Linked DNA regions of Mus musculus: region 2 is linked to region 1. The links are chromatin contacts, found by Hi-C or POLR2A ChIA-PET in ENCODE. All regions are on one chromosome and are shown on one strand. The core of a region is the stretch at or near the end of the contact, and the rest is flanking DNA. Distances in the headings are between cores, read along the strand shown.

Evidence for each region. A loop is a pair of places that touch in the nucleus more often than their neighbours do. ChIA-PET counts read pairs that join two places held with the same protein, here RNA polymerase II (POLR2A).
Region 2: a map of T-helper 2 cell shows a loop between it and region 1 (2.4-fold over the local background). The contact joins the promoter of Dph3 here to the promoter of Ankrd28 in region 1. A Hi-C loop is called at or near these places in 2 of 37 maps with a recorded cell type or tissue (T-helper 2 cell and v-Abl transformed pro-B cells). POLR2A ChIA-PET finds 5 or more read pairs at or near these places in 1 of 5 experiments (Patski).

What each region holds. Positions count from the first base shown.
Region 1 is chr14:31,828,148-31,834,742 of GRCm38, forward strand. It overlaps Ankrd28 (ankyrin repeat domain 28), which reads right to left and starts at 2,268. Exons shown (of 28, transcript NM_001024604.2): 1 at 2,180-2,268. The coding sequence starts at 2,206.
Region 2 is chr14:32,083,214-32,089,607 of GRCm38, forward strand. It overlaps Dph3 (diphthamine biosynthesis 3), which reads right to left and starts at 2,479. Exons shown (of 3, transcript NM_172254.4): 1 at 2,197-2,479; 2 at 1,694-1,768; 3 at 1-33. The coding sequence starts at 2,304. Oxnad1 (oxidoreductase NAD-binding domain containing 1) reads left to right here and starts at 2,515. Exons shown (of 8, transcript NM_145460.2): 1 at 2,515-2,840.

The DNA of each region.
Region 1 (6,595 bases), core at 1,018-3,517:
CCTCATGCTGACAGTAAGCTCTTTACTGATTATGTCATTTCCTCATCTCTGACTTTATATCTTTACCATGTAGAACCATTCTCATACTTAAATGTTGAAGAAAATCCTTACTCATGTCTAGCTTCCTTCTATTCTTTGCAAGGTTAAAAAAATTATACTACTTCCTAACTGGAATGTATATAAAGCTGTTGCGTTAAAAGCGGTATCAACTACCTTCCAGATTTAAAATCCTGTGTACATATACAGGTCTTCTCACCTTTCCTCCAAAAACTACTTTGTCTAGCTAATATGCTTTCCCTAGAAATGGAAAACACTAAACTATTGAATCCCACTTCGTTTCTATCATCACTTCTAATGTCTTGAAACATATCAATAAACTGATTTCTAAAAACAAGTGCAATTCCCTTTAAATTAAGAAAAACTCAGTTGTCTTTCAAAAGAACTAGATGAGCCAATTATTTTGTAATACAGTAAGTCTTCCCCAGCAATGCCATCTCATTAACTTACTCATCACGGATTCTCAAGTTTACAGGTAACATTTTAAAAATCAATATCACCACTGAGTGTTAAAGAATATTACACAAAACTGAATCAGTGTTACGACTGCTTCAAAACTGTAGTTACTAAACACTCAAATGCACAGATGCCAATAGATTTTTATTATTTATTCATTTTTTTTTATAAAGTAAGATCTTCTAACAGTCTACCAAATCCCTAACACACACAATGACCAAATCACAAAATACATTTCCAAAAGTGAAGGATTACAACCAAATATTCAGGTACAAAGAGTTACTAGAGTAATAAAGATTAGCTGAAAATCTAGATCTTGAGTTTCATGGTATTAACTACATATGAATTAGATGATCTGGGCTTGAACTCTGCTTGTTATTAACAGATTTTTTTGTTTTTTCCTGACAACTTTGTGCAATGAAAGGTTTTGCTACCTGTGGCTGGTGAGCACTTTTGAAAAGTGTGCTTTTGACTAGCACAACTGAGAAACTGTGCTTTCTTAATTTTAATCAACTCAAAGATTCTATGTGTAGCTAATGGAACATGTTGAACAGTAAAGTTATTCACAGATTTTGAAATACAAACTTATCAACCAGAGTTTTTCAAAGTATCATGCCCTATTGTTAATATCAGCTAAAATTCTGCTGATACCAAATGATACTAAAAGTCAGCATTCAGCCTAAGTAGAATATTCACTTTTTAAGTGAGAATTGACATTAGCTAGACTCAGAACTTAAGTTTTAATTGGTAGAAAATGACATAAAACATTAAGTTTTTCCCTATCGTTTTTGTTAAGCTTGTGCCCACTTTCTGATTGGTTTCCCTTCAAATCTGTTCAGTATCTCCTATTCAGAAAAACAATGGCAAAAGGGGTACTCAAGCATTAATAGGTTCCCGCGACTCCGTAAAATCCACTCGTTACTTTCCCTTTTCTTTAAAAGAGACAAACACTGGGGAGCGTCTGGTAATTCACCTTCTCGCCTTTTTAAAAGGGTAACAAGCGTTCATTCAGACATAGTTGCGATTTCATTGGTAGATACAGAGTTATTTTTCCCAGCCCACAGTGTACTGCAGTCTTCTGAGCACTTCAGGTGTTCTTTGACAAGCTCTTCCTAAGTCAGGAAAACTAAACCAAGATGGTGCAGAATATGCCAAGAGAAAACCAGCCTGGGAATATGCACCGTAACAACCAGTCCCCAGCAGAATCCATCGGCACCGGTGGGTTTGCTTTCGACCGCCACTACCTCTCCGCAGAGACGGTGCGGTGGACCGTGAACCGCCCCGCGAAGCGAACCCGAGGGCAAGGTCGTGACCCCAGGTCACGGCCGCCGCCTGCCCCGCTCCGACTCCGCACCGCAAAGCCACCTGTTAGGCCCGAGCCTCACCTGGCAGGAAAGAGGAGGCGCCTACCCGGCAGCGCGCCGGACGCGAGGGCGGCGAGCGCAGAACCCGCCCCTGTGGCGGCGGCCGCGATCCCCCGGCGGCACGTGGGTTTCTCGGAGCTGGGGCTGCACTGACAGGCGGACGGCCCGCACGGCTGCCGACCCGGGACACCCTCTTCCCTCGCTGCCACCGCGCCGACAGGGCGCCCGGGCGGCCCACGCCGCTGGTCCACCCTCCTCCGACTCCTCGGTGGCGCGATCCCGCCCCGCCGCCCCTCACCTACCTGGTCGCGGAGTTTGAGGAACGCCATGGCGGTCGCCGCTGTTCGGCCACTACCCGCGCCCGGCGGGTAGGTGGCCGGCTACGTTGAAGAGAGCGCGGGCAGGGGGCGGCGCCGCCTCCCCGGCCGCCCGCCGCCGCCGCCGCCGCGAAGAGCCCCGCCGGTCCCGCCTCCTCCAAGGACTCCCGCCCTCTTTCTTCCGTCCTTTCTCTCGCTCTCTCCCTCTAGCTCTCAGCCACCTCCCACACGCAGCCGCCGCCTTCGCCGCCGCCTCACACCCCCTTCCCGAAATACCCCAGCAGCCCCCGCCGCCGCGCCGCTCCAGCCCGCGGCCGCGGCGGCATCCAAACTCCACTCCACAATATTACCACCACCGCCCGCCGCGATTGGCGGCCGCGCGGGGGAGAGGCCAGAGTAAGCCGAGCGCCCATTGGCCACGCCACCGCGCTCGCTCGCTCCCGGGCTCCGCCTCTCCGCGGAGGGAGGGGCGGGGCACAGGAAGCGGCGGCGCGCGGAGCGGGCGGGCCAGGTGGCGGGGCGTCTGGGCGCGCGCCCCGGGCGCGGTGGGCGGAGCCCGGACTGGAGGTGGGGAGGGACGGAAACTGGGTACCGGGTAACGGCCCGGGATGGCACGTGGAGGTGGCGTGCACAAGCTCAGCTCAGTCAGGTGCGGAGAAGGCAGCCGGAGCCGGTGCGAGCCAGGGAGACCTCCGGGCCGATGCTGCTTTCAACAGAGTAGCGAGGGCAGCGGGGAACCGGACTCGCACGTGGAGCGAGAGTGAGAATGTCTCCGCGGGCTTTGGGGGAGACGTGGTCACCGGGGGACTGCTGGCACGCGAGACTGAAGGGTGTGGTCTTCATAGCCTGAACAGGTTGTGACCGCGGAACATTTCTCTCCAAAGCGCCCCTTTCAATCTTGCATGTGTTTTTTTTCCCCCTTTCTTCTTTATCATCAAAAGGGTTTTTGCCTCCCACTTGAAAGAAATCAATTTTTTCAAAAAGATGTGCAGGATTTTCAATAAATAGCATCCTTGGATGGAGAAGAGGAATGACTCCCTCGCCCTGGCACACACACCCACGCCAACCCACAGCTCAGAAAAGGCTTTTCTTTCTTAGGCAGCCGCACACTGTTACCATTCCAGGCTTGTGTGGGAGAAGATTGTTGTTCTCCTGTGTCTGTCAGCCTGGGCGGCTCCAGCCCCTGATTAATAAAAGGTACAGATGGTTAGAACACAAACGTGAGATATCGGGTTGGTTTAAAAAACAAAACCAAACCTCATCTTTTCCCTGCATTGGTGTGTCTCTTGGGACAGACTTTATTTAGAGAATCGATTTGAGCCTAATGGCAGTCTAGAAAAATGGGGATCAGTGCCAGGACTGTCAGTTTATTATAATGCTATTATTAAAAACAACTCTTTAGCCCCATAAGAACAGAAAATATCAAAGTGCAAGATCAAATGCACTAAGAGCCTTCTGATATCTCTTAACATAACTATGCCATAATTCTGCTGAAACAATTGCTTTTCTAAAATTACATTTTTACCATGGTTGGTATTTGCTACTTTAAAATGGAGGAATTCTCATAACTGATGGAAGAGGCTTAGCCAGAAAAAAAAAAATGATTCTTGCTTTGCATTTTCTTCAGTGCCTAATTTCTTTCTGCATCAACTCTGGCCGATGAAATGAGAATTCTGTCACCCCATGTCTCTTTATCAGTGCACTGAAGGTGAATGAATTAGCAGTATGAAAGACTTTGACTTCTCCAAAACAAAGGTGTTATGACAACATTACTAAAATATTTTGTGATTATAATTGTCCATGTGCTACAGCCAATCGAGTTTTGCCTTCCTCGAGGATGAAAGATTTACTCTCTTCTACATGTATGCCTGTTTAACACTGGATGTTGACTCAGCAATTAATACGACTGAACAAACACACAGCCTCAGCATGCTCTCCTCTGGGTTAAAGTTCTAGGATTTAAAAGCACAACAGGTACTTGATTTGGAACACAGAACAAACTGATTTTGGGTAGCAAGCAAGCGGTTTAGAGGGTATGGGTTGAGATAGTGGACCAAATGTGTATTTCAGTGTATTAGGATTGAGGTGATAAAATTTCCTAATGAAGAGTAATTGATTAAAGTATCTTACAGCATTCCATCTCTGCATTAGAGAGGGTGTGATCTTGCTGCAAAGGTTGTTTCAGTACTAGGTGGGCTCACCTTTCTCCATCTTGAACACTTTAACATCTTGTGTGTCTTACTGTTTATTAAGAAGAAAGGTTAGGCATATTACACAGCCTACTCATATCACACAGTCAATCAAGGTAGTAATATTAAAAACTGGGAGTTCTTTAGGACCACTCAGATTCAAAATTAGTATTTTAACAACTATATTTTCATAGCTGTTGAGATAGTAACAACTATTGATTCTGGAAAAAATAGAAAAAATTAAAAATATTTGTGTTCAAGTTTTATTAACATCAAAATATATTATTATTCCTGCATCTGTTAAAATGTAAAAGAGCTTGGCCAGGTATGGCAGTATATGCCTTTTGTCCTAGCACTTGGGAGTAATAGGCAGGTGGATCTCTGTGAGATTGAGGCCATCCTGATCAACAGCAAGTTCCAGGCTGGCCAGGAGGCTATATAGTGATACCCTCTCATAGATAGATAGATAGATAGATAGATAGATAGATAGATAGATAGATAGATAGATAGATAGAGTAAATCTATATTCCTGAAAAGTACTACCTACTACCCCAACGGGACCAGACTGGCCAGGAAGCTACATAGGGAGACCCTGTTATAAATTAGTAAATAAGATAAATCTATATTCCTGAAAAGTATTACCTACATCATACACATAACCAGTGGGACCAAAAATTAAAATGGTGTCAATAAAGTCTCTTTCTTCTTCCTCTTCCTCCTCTGTGTTTGTTTTTATGAATGTGTGCTGTGTGCAACCTTATAGAGGCCCGACAGGATGTCTTCCTCAATCGCTTTCCATCTTTTTTTTTTTTTCAAACAATGTCTCTCACTGAACATGGAACTCCCTGTTGTGGCTAAACTGTCTGGCCAGCAAGATCTGGAATCCAAACTTGGGTCCTCATGCGGAATCATCTCCCAAGTCTTGCGTGTGTCTCTTTGTCTGTATACCACTGATACTCCCTGGCAGCCCTCTTCACTCATTAAGTACTTCTCCGTCATAGAGTCAGGAGTCCTAAGAAGACTCAAATAAAGACTAACTATGTGGTTAAACCCATGAGCCCATGCCTCAGCCATTCACTACTGCCAAGTCTGAGAATGGGTGACAGTCTCCATCAGAACTTCTGTCCAATATAAATAGCACAGATACCATCACCAGGGAAGTTGCTGTAAGCTAATCACCACACAAGATTTTATTTCCTAATCTACTACATGGTAGACACTAAGTACCTTCTTAGATTCCTTACCTAGTGTAATTTTCATTAACCCTTTCATATTGCTGCCTAAAGGAGCTAGCTGTGCTCAGAGTTACCCACCTAACCATTGGCAAGACCTGATGCATAATGCCCTTAAAAACCAGAAAAGCAACTTTTATGATAGGAAATAGACAACTATGAGGGGTTCTTTTGAGCCAGATAATCCCTACTGCACAAAAATGATTTTTCTGAAGAATCAGAACTACCAATAAGATGCAAATGATGGACTGTCAAAGCAGCAAAGTAAGTTCGGAGCCGCAGGAGACACGACAAGAGCCAAGTATTTATCTAACGGAGTTTAGAACGTGGAGAATGGAGAGATTAACTGGAAGCCAATACACAAAGATAATGCCTGCATTTTTCAGACTAGAAGAACACCATGAATTAAAGGAAAAAATGAAGTCTTCCTTTAATTAGAAATAAACTTAAAAATGAAGCGGATAGGTAATAGATAAAGTCTAGAAAACCACGCAGAATACAAAAATGTTAAACTTCTCACTGAAGAAAGTCAGACTTACCTAAAAGGAATGGCAGTCCACTTGTCAGCAGATATATCAGCAACAATGAAGGTGATGAAAAAAGTCTCTGAAATATTGTGACTCCATAACTGAAAAACTAGTTCATCCATCTGTCTGTCTATCTACTAGTCTTTCTTCCTTTTGTTGTTTGTTTGTTTGTCTGCTTGTTCTGTTATTTTGAGACAAGGTTTCCCTGTGTAGCTAGCTAAAGAGTCCTGGGACTCTAGACCAGGCAGACCTTGAACTCAGAGATCTGCCTGCCTCTGCCTCCTGGGTGCTGGGGTTAAAGGTGTGCCCCACCACTGCCACGATTAGTTAAACTATAGCTCAAGAAAAAGGGTAAATATGTTTTTAAATTCAAACTCACAGATGCTCCTTGAAAGAAATCCTAGGCGCTGATGTAGCTCAATTGGCAGCATGCTTGCCTAGTATGCACAGTCC
Region 2 (6,394 bases), core at 1,229-3,728, 260 kb after region 1:
TGCTGGGACTGTTTCTCCACACATGAACTGATCCTAAGAAGAAGAAGAAATGCTATTAGCCGCCGGGTGTTTGTCTCACAAATGCATTAACATTACTTTCCTTTGGCCACAGAATCAATCTGGCTATTAGTTTTTTTCACTGTTCTGTCATCTTGTTTTCTTTCCTTCTTTCTTTCTTTTAATGCTAGCAATGAAAAAAAAAATCAAGATGTGAAATTTAGGGGAAAATCCATTTATAGTATTATAAAAATGCCAACAAATTTAGTTTAAAATTTTTATGACTTACGTACCAAGAACTAACTGCTGCTCAGGGATGGTCTGTGCTGTATGGCCTCAGCCCTTGGTCTTCCTAATAGATATTAGTAGCTACCCCAGTTGACACAACTGGAAACAAAGGAACATTCAAAGACTTTTGGTTTTTTGTTTGTATGTAGGTATGTACCCCACATGTGTGGGGGGTGCCCGTGAGGGAAGAAGAGGGCACCAGATTCCCTGGGGCTAGAGTTGCAGGTGGCTGTGAGCCACCACTGTGGAAGATGTAAATGGCCACTCCTTTTGGAAGCTCTTAGCCTCTAATCCATCTCCCCAGACCCAATAACACTTTATTTTTGTACAGAGAGCTGGTGTCAGCACTAGAACCAGAATCTAAAAGTATACTGAAGTTTAGCCCTGAGGTCATTAGTTAATATGCAGTGTCTCATAAATATCTTAGCTAGGGAGCAACCAGTTCCCAGAAATAAACACATCACAACTATCAAGTTTTTATATTTCAGATCAATATCTGGTCATTCAAATATGTAACCTCTTCAAAATGAGTAATAAAAAGAATGCCTTTGTGTGTTTCCCAACATATACCTGCAACAGTAACTACTTGTAAATGAAGTTCACACTCTGATCTTTCATGCTGGTTTATGCCAGCTACCACAAAAACTTTCCCAGTTACTACACATCCTCTACAGTGTGATTCCCAAGGAGTCAGTCCCTAGTCTGTCCATTGTTCTTTGCTCCATAAACCATTTTAAAATAAGAATGAATCATTACATTTCTATTATTGTCTAAATTAACACCTGCTTCTCCCACAAAGTTCTGTGCTTTGGTCCAACTTACCCTATAGTCATTTTAGAATTTATCCTCTAGACTGTTACATTCTGTACTTAGACTCCAAAGCACTAACTGAGCTTTGGGTGGGAAGTAAAGATATTTACCCCTTTTCTATTGCCATTCCTAATGGATACAAAGGAACATGGAACTGTAACATTACATCTAGGAACTATATCTCAAACAAGGTAGATTCTGTACATAAGCTAGGCAAGCAATAAAATGCAATCTTCTAAAAATATCCTAGAGCTCTGAACAAACTAAATATTAAATACAAGAGAAATGTCAAAAGGAAGAACATCAATTAAAATAACCATAATTTTTCATTCCTGATTAAGTCATCAATTTTCATTACAAAGCAATTTCTTTATTGCCCTTTCCAAAGTGATCATAAGTTACATAAAAGGCAGATCTCTGTGAATTCAAGGCCAGCCTGGTTCACATCATGAGTTCCAGTATAGCCAGGGCTACTTAAGGTCCCTGTCTCAAAAAACAAACCAACACCCAACACTCTTCCGCCCTTTTCTATCAGACAGGCTCCTTTAGGCCCTTGTCATTAGCTCACACCACCCATCCCCTTTAACATATCCCTTACTTTGTCATAAATCACTTTTATAATGAGTGAGCAGCTAGGACACGTGGCCACATCTTCTCCATTTTCCAAATCTTCCTACAACGCAATCAAACAACATATGGTCAGCATAGCCTTTCGTCAACTTCCCATAAATCTCTCCTATGTCTATGGGCAAGTCTTTAGTTGGGTAACAACACAAAGAACTTTCCTCCCAAGTGTCATCTAGGAAAAAAAAACAGGGAGATTAGATTGGTTCGATCGCCTCCAAAACCCTGGGGTACAAAATCAAGTTCCCTTCTTCAAAGAAGCTCCCAGGGGAAAAAAAAATAGAAAAAAAAGAAAAACACTTAGGGGCGGGACTACGGAGAACAGCGCCCTTAACCCGACCCTGTATGCTAGACAGCCTAGGTTACTACTTTAGGGGCGGGGGTTCGGAAGAACACGTGGGTAACTGAGCCTTCCCAGGGACACCGGAAGCGACAATGCGCAAGCTCGAGGGATCGCCGGCGGGCCCTTTAGAGTACCTTGGTGATGGCAAAGTTATCCCCACAGGGGCAAGGGTAGAAATATGTCTCCGAGTCCTCGTCATATTGAAAGTCCTCGATCTCCACCTCGTCGTGAAACACCGCCATGGTCACCCGGTCGGCACCGCATCAGCTTGCCTACCTGCGCCCAGGCAGGGTAAGGCCCGGTCTTCCCGGTCCACCCTGGCGCAGGAACAGTCACTTCCGGACGCACAGGCGATGACGTAACTTCTACCGCCGCGGCCAAAAGGGTGACCCGGTCGCGGTCGCCATGGAGATAGCGCCGGAAAGATGGTGCTTCCTGCGCAGCAGCGTTGCGCAGTTCTCCGTCCACTGGGTGCCAGCGACCAATAGTGTGAAGGGCTCCCTCTCATGGCGGTTACGTCAGTCCGGGGCCCGGGGAGTTTGGGCTTGGGATATAAACGAGTTTTCTATGCAGGTGGAGTCTTGTCCTCCATAGCTGACTTCAGAGGACATTAAAAGAATTGGCGGAGGCTACGCCCTCTTGAAAGGGGGAATCATTGAGGCTCAGGGAGCCACACAGCGTCCTCTCCAGTTCTCGGCCCACAGCGCTCCTGCAATTGCGTTTCAGGCGACCTTGAACTCTGAGTGACTCTTGGCCTGTTATGAGTTCTTGCCTGCAGGTACATCACTGCCTCTCTCACCCCAGCCACTTTCTGATACCCCGGTTGTGTTGTAGAGAACCAAGATCTGCAAGACAGGGGCGAGTTCTAGCCATATTTTAAATATTCACTGCAGTGGTGGGCACAGTAGCTTTTAATTATTGGGGTTTTTAGTGGGCAACCTATATGTTAAACTTGATCTTGAGGTTCAAAAATCCATTTTATTCATCTTTAACATAGATTTAGAGACTGGGCATCTTGCCCAAGATTGCATACCTAGGCCATAACGATGAGCCTAGCTGTCTCTAAAGCCCAGGAACAAATTATTTATGTGAACTTTAGTTCTCGGTAAAAGGAATGGTGTTCCTGGTATTTTCGTCAGCGTGCAGCCTCTTCTTTGAGAAGCACGTTGTTCCGAGAGCCGTGCTGGGCTTGTTCCGGTTACAACCAGGGACTTTGGAGTAGTGCTAAGCAGTTACTCATCTCACTGGAGGAGTGCAGTGTAGTGAAAAGTAGTATGGCAGAACTGGATTCCAGTTTGACTTGAAGAGCTCTGGGGGTTGGAAAATTACATTCTTTGGTTCTTACATCCTCTTCTGAGAGTAGATCCTTTGGAATCTAACATTCTTTTGCACGAGAATGAATAGTTCAGCAGTCATGTATGACTTATGTAGTTTACATTTCTGTAACAGTGTTTAAGTATGTACAGTTGTGTGCATAAATTACCAATTTTGTGCATGTTTAAAGGACACTATATTTTGAAGCCTTTTTGAAGTGTGAAAACCTATGGGCAGAGAAGCCTTTGGGAGGAAAAAACCCAGAACTTAAGTGTATGGAAGGTTGTTTCAAAGATCTCCATTCCTTTTTTTTTTTTTTTTTTTAACATAATTGAAGATCTAAATAGCAATTAGGAGATCTTTGTAGCCTGTTGCAGGTTAGCTGTAGCCTGTCTGGGCAGAAGAGAAATGCAGTGAAAGCCTTCTATCTTTATGGGTATAAATACTTCCCAGGTAACCTCTGGGACACAGGAAGAAAACTGATTTCCAAGTGTCTGTCTTTAGTTCAGATGATCTTTAGTTCTTATGAGCCATTCTTGAATGCGCAGAAATGGATGCAGTTGTTGGTAGGGAATGGCCTGGCAAGTATATCGATCTGTAACCCCAGCATTGATGCAAGCAGGGGCAGAAACAGGTGGATCTCTGGAGCGCAGGGGCCGACAAGTTGGTGAGCTCCATATTGGGGAGGCTACCGGCCACACGAGGCTCGTAGTGTGTATAAGTTCTTAGGTCTTTTATTTAAAAAGCAAACACACAAAAGGCTGAAGAGCTGGTTCATCAGTTAATATCACTGCTGCTCTTCCTGAAGACCGACGTTAAATTCCTAGCACCTATATTGAAGTTAGTTATGTCTATAACTCCAGTTCCGGGCCACCCTTTTCTGGCCATGTGGTTGCTGGGAATTGAACTCAGGATCTCTAGAAGTGTAGTCAGTGCTCTTAACTGCCAAGCCATCTCTCCAGCCCTGGACCTGATGTTTTAGAAAGCAGTTCAGACCCATCAAAAACAAATTTCTGGGGCATCTTAAAGACTGAAGTTATAATCAGCTAGCTTTTCTTTTTAACTTCTCAACAAATCATTTGTGTGCATATTATTTAAAATAGTAAAGGAAAAACTTAATGAGCCATTTATTTATGGTAGTTGACACTGGGTTCTGGATAATTCTTATGTGTGTTTGATCATTAGAATAACACAGTGAGGGCTGGTGAGATGGCTCAGTGGGTAAGAGCACCCGACTGCTCTTCCGAAGGTCAGGAGTTCAAATCCCAGCAACCACATGGTGGCTCACAACCATCCGTAATGAGATCTGGTGCCCTCTTCTGGAGTGTCTGAAGACAGCTTCAGTGTACTTACATATAATAAATAAATCTTTAAAAAAAAAAAAAAAAAAAAAGATTCACCTTAAAAAAAAAAAAAAAAAAAAAGAATAACACAGTGAAGTACAGATGGGGTGTGTCTTTAGCCCTGGGAAATGAGGTCTAGGGGCTGAAGAATTCGCTAAGGCAAAGCTCAAAAGTCACGATGCCAACTTGGACTCTTTTGGTCCTAGAACCTAGAACTCTTTTTTGTTTGTTTGTTTGTTTGTGGTTTTGTTTTTTGTTTTTGTTTTTTTCGGGACGAACCAGACTGCCTGGTCTGTTTCTGGCAGAATGAGAGGAAGCCAGCAGGGCTGTTCCTACAGTAGGAACCTCTCAGCAAGTTGAAGGGCTCTGATTCCCAAACATTTTTAATACTGTCCTACCATCTCTGGCCGCTGTTCTACCAGAATCTTTTTTTTTTTAAAAGATTTATTTATTTATTATATGTAAGTAAGTACACTGTAGCTGTCTTCAGATACTCCAGAAGAGGGGGTCAGATCTTGTTACAGATGGTTGTGAGCCACCATGTGGTTGCTGGGATTTGAACTCTGGACCTTCGGAAGAACAGTCGGGTGCTCTTACCCACTGAGCCATCTCACCAGTCCATCTACCAGAATCTTAAGCTAGAGTCTTGACTTCCTGCTTTAACGTGGGTGACCATTTAAAAGTACCAAGATCATGTCCTTGTTCTGAACTTGGTTCAGTTGCTGTGAGTGCCCTTCAGGGAAGTTTCACTTTGGACACACTTTGGACCTTCACTTTGGACACATAGGCACATGTACGGGTTCCTGGCATTCTCACCCAGCTCCTCTTAACTCGCCAGCGTTGTTTCTTGCTTGGGCTTTGTTCCTTCCAAGATCTCTGCTGCAGTGTGCTTCATGTCTCCCCTTCATGTCTGCCTGGCTGTCTCGATCGGCTCTGCTTTCATCTCAGCTGCTGTCAGCCCCCAGAGTCCTTCACTAGTACTCCCCATAGCGGCCCCCACCACCCTTCCTTACACTCCGCCTCATCTGTAGGTGTAGTTATCACCTGTCTCCTGGCCAGCTTCTCAGGCTTGGCAGAAGGCACCCTTATCTACTGCACCATCTTGCCAATCTGATTTTTTCTTTTTAATACTTTCGTATAAGAACTGGAATAAAGCCGGGCAGTGGTGACACACACCTTTAATACCAGCACTTGGGAGGCAGAGGCAGGCGGATTTCTGAGTTCAAGGCCAGCCTGTTCTACGGAGTGAGTTCCAGGACAGCCAGGGCTATACAGAGAAACCCTGTCTCAAAAAAATAAAAATAAATTTAAAAAAGAACTAGAATAAAGTTCAGAAGGCAAGTTGAACACAATTTTATAAAAATACCGTTACTTGCCAGTTATTGGCACTCTTAGGCTTGGTACTGTTAGCAAAATTCAGACTTTGAAAAAGAGCAGCTTTTAAAAGTTAATTTTCCTTAGTTTCCAGTTCAGTTGAGAAGTAGACATTTGTAAAAATGTTTATTTTAGTAGCAGTTCTCTAAAGCATTAAGTGGAACAATGTCCACCTTTCACGGGAGGATTAACTTAGTAGGGATTTTGGTCCAAAATGTCATATAAGTGAATCATCTCTCTAGGGGTTGACTGATTTTTCTTTCTTCAGCACAGCACTAGATCCAGCTGGGCAGGACCATAA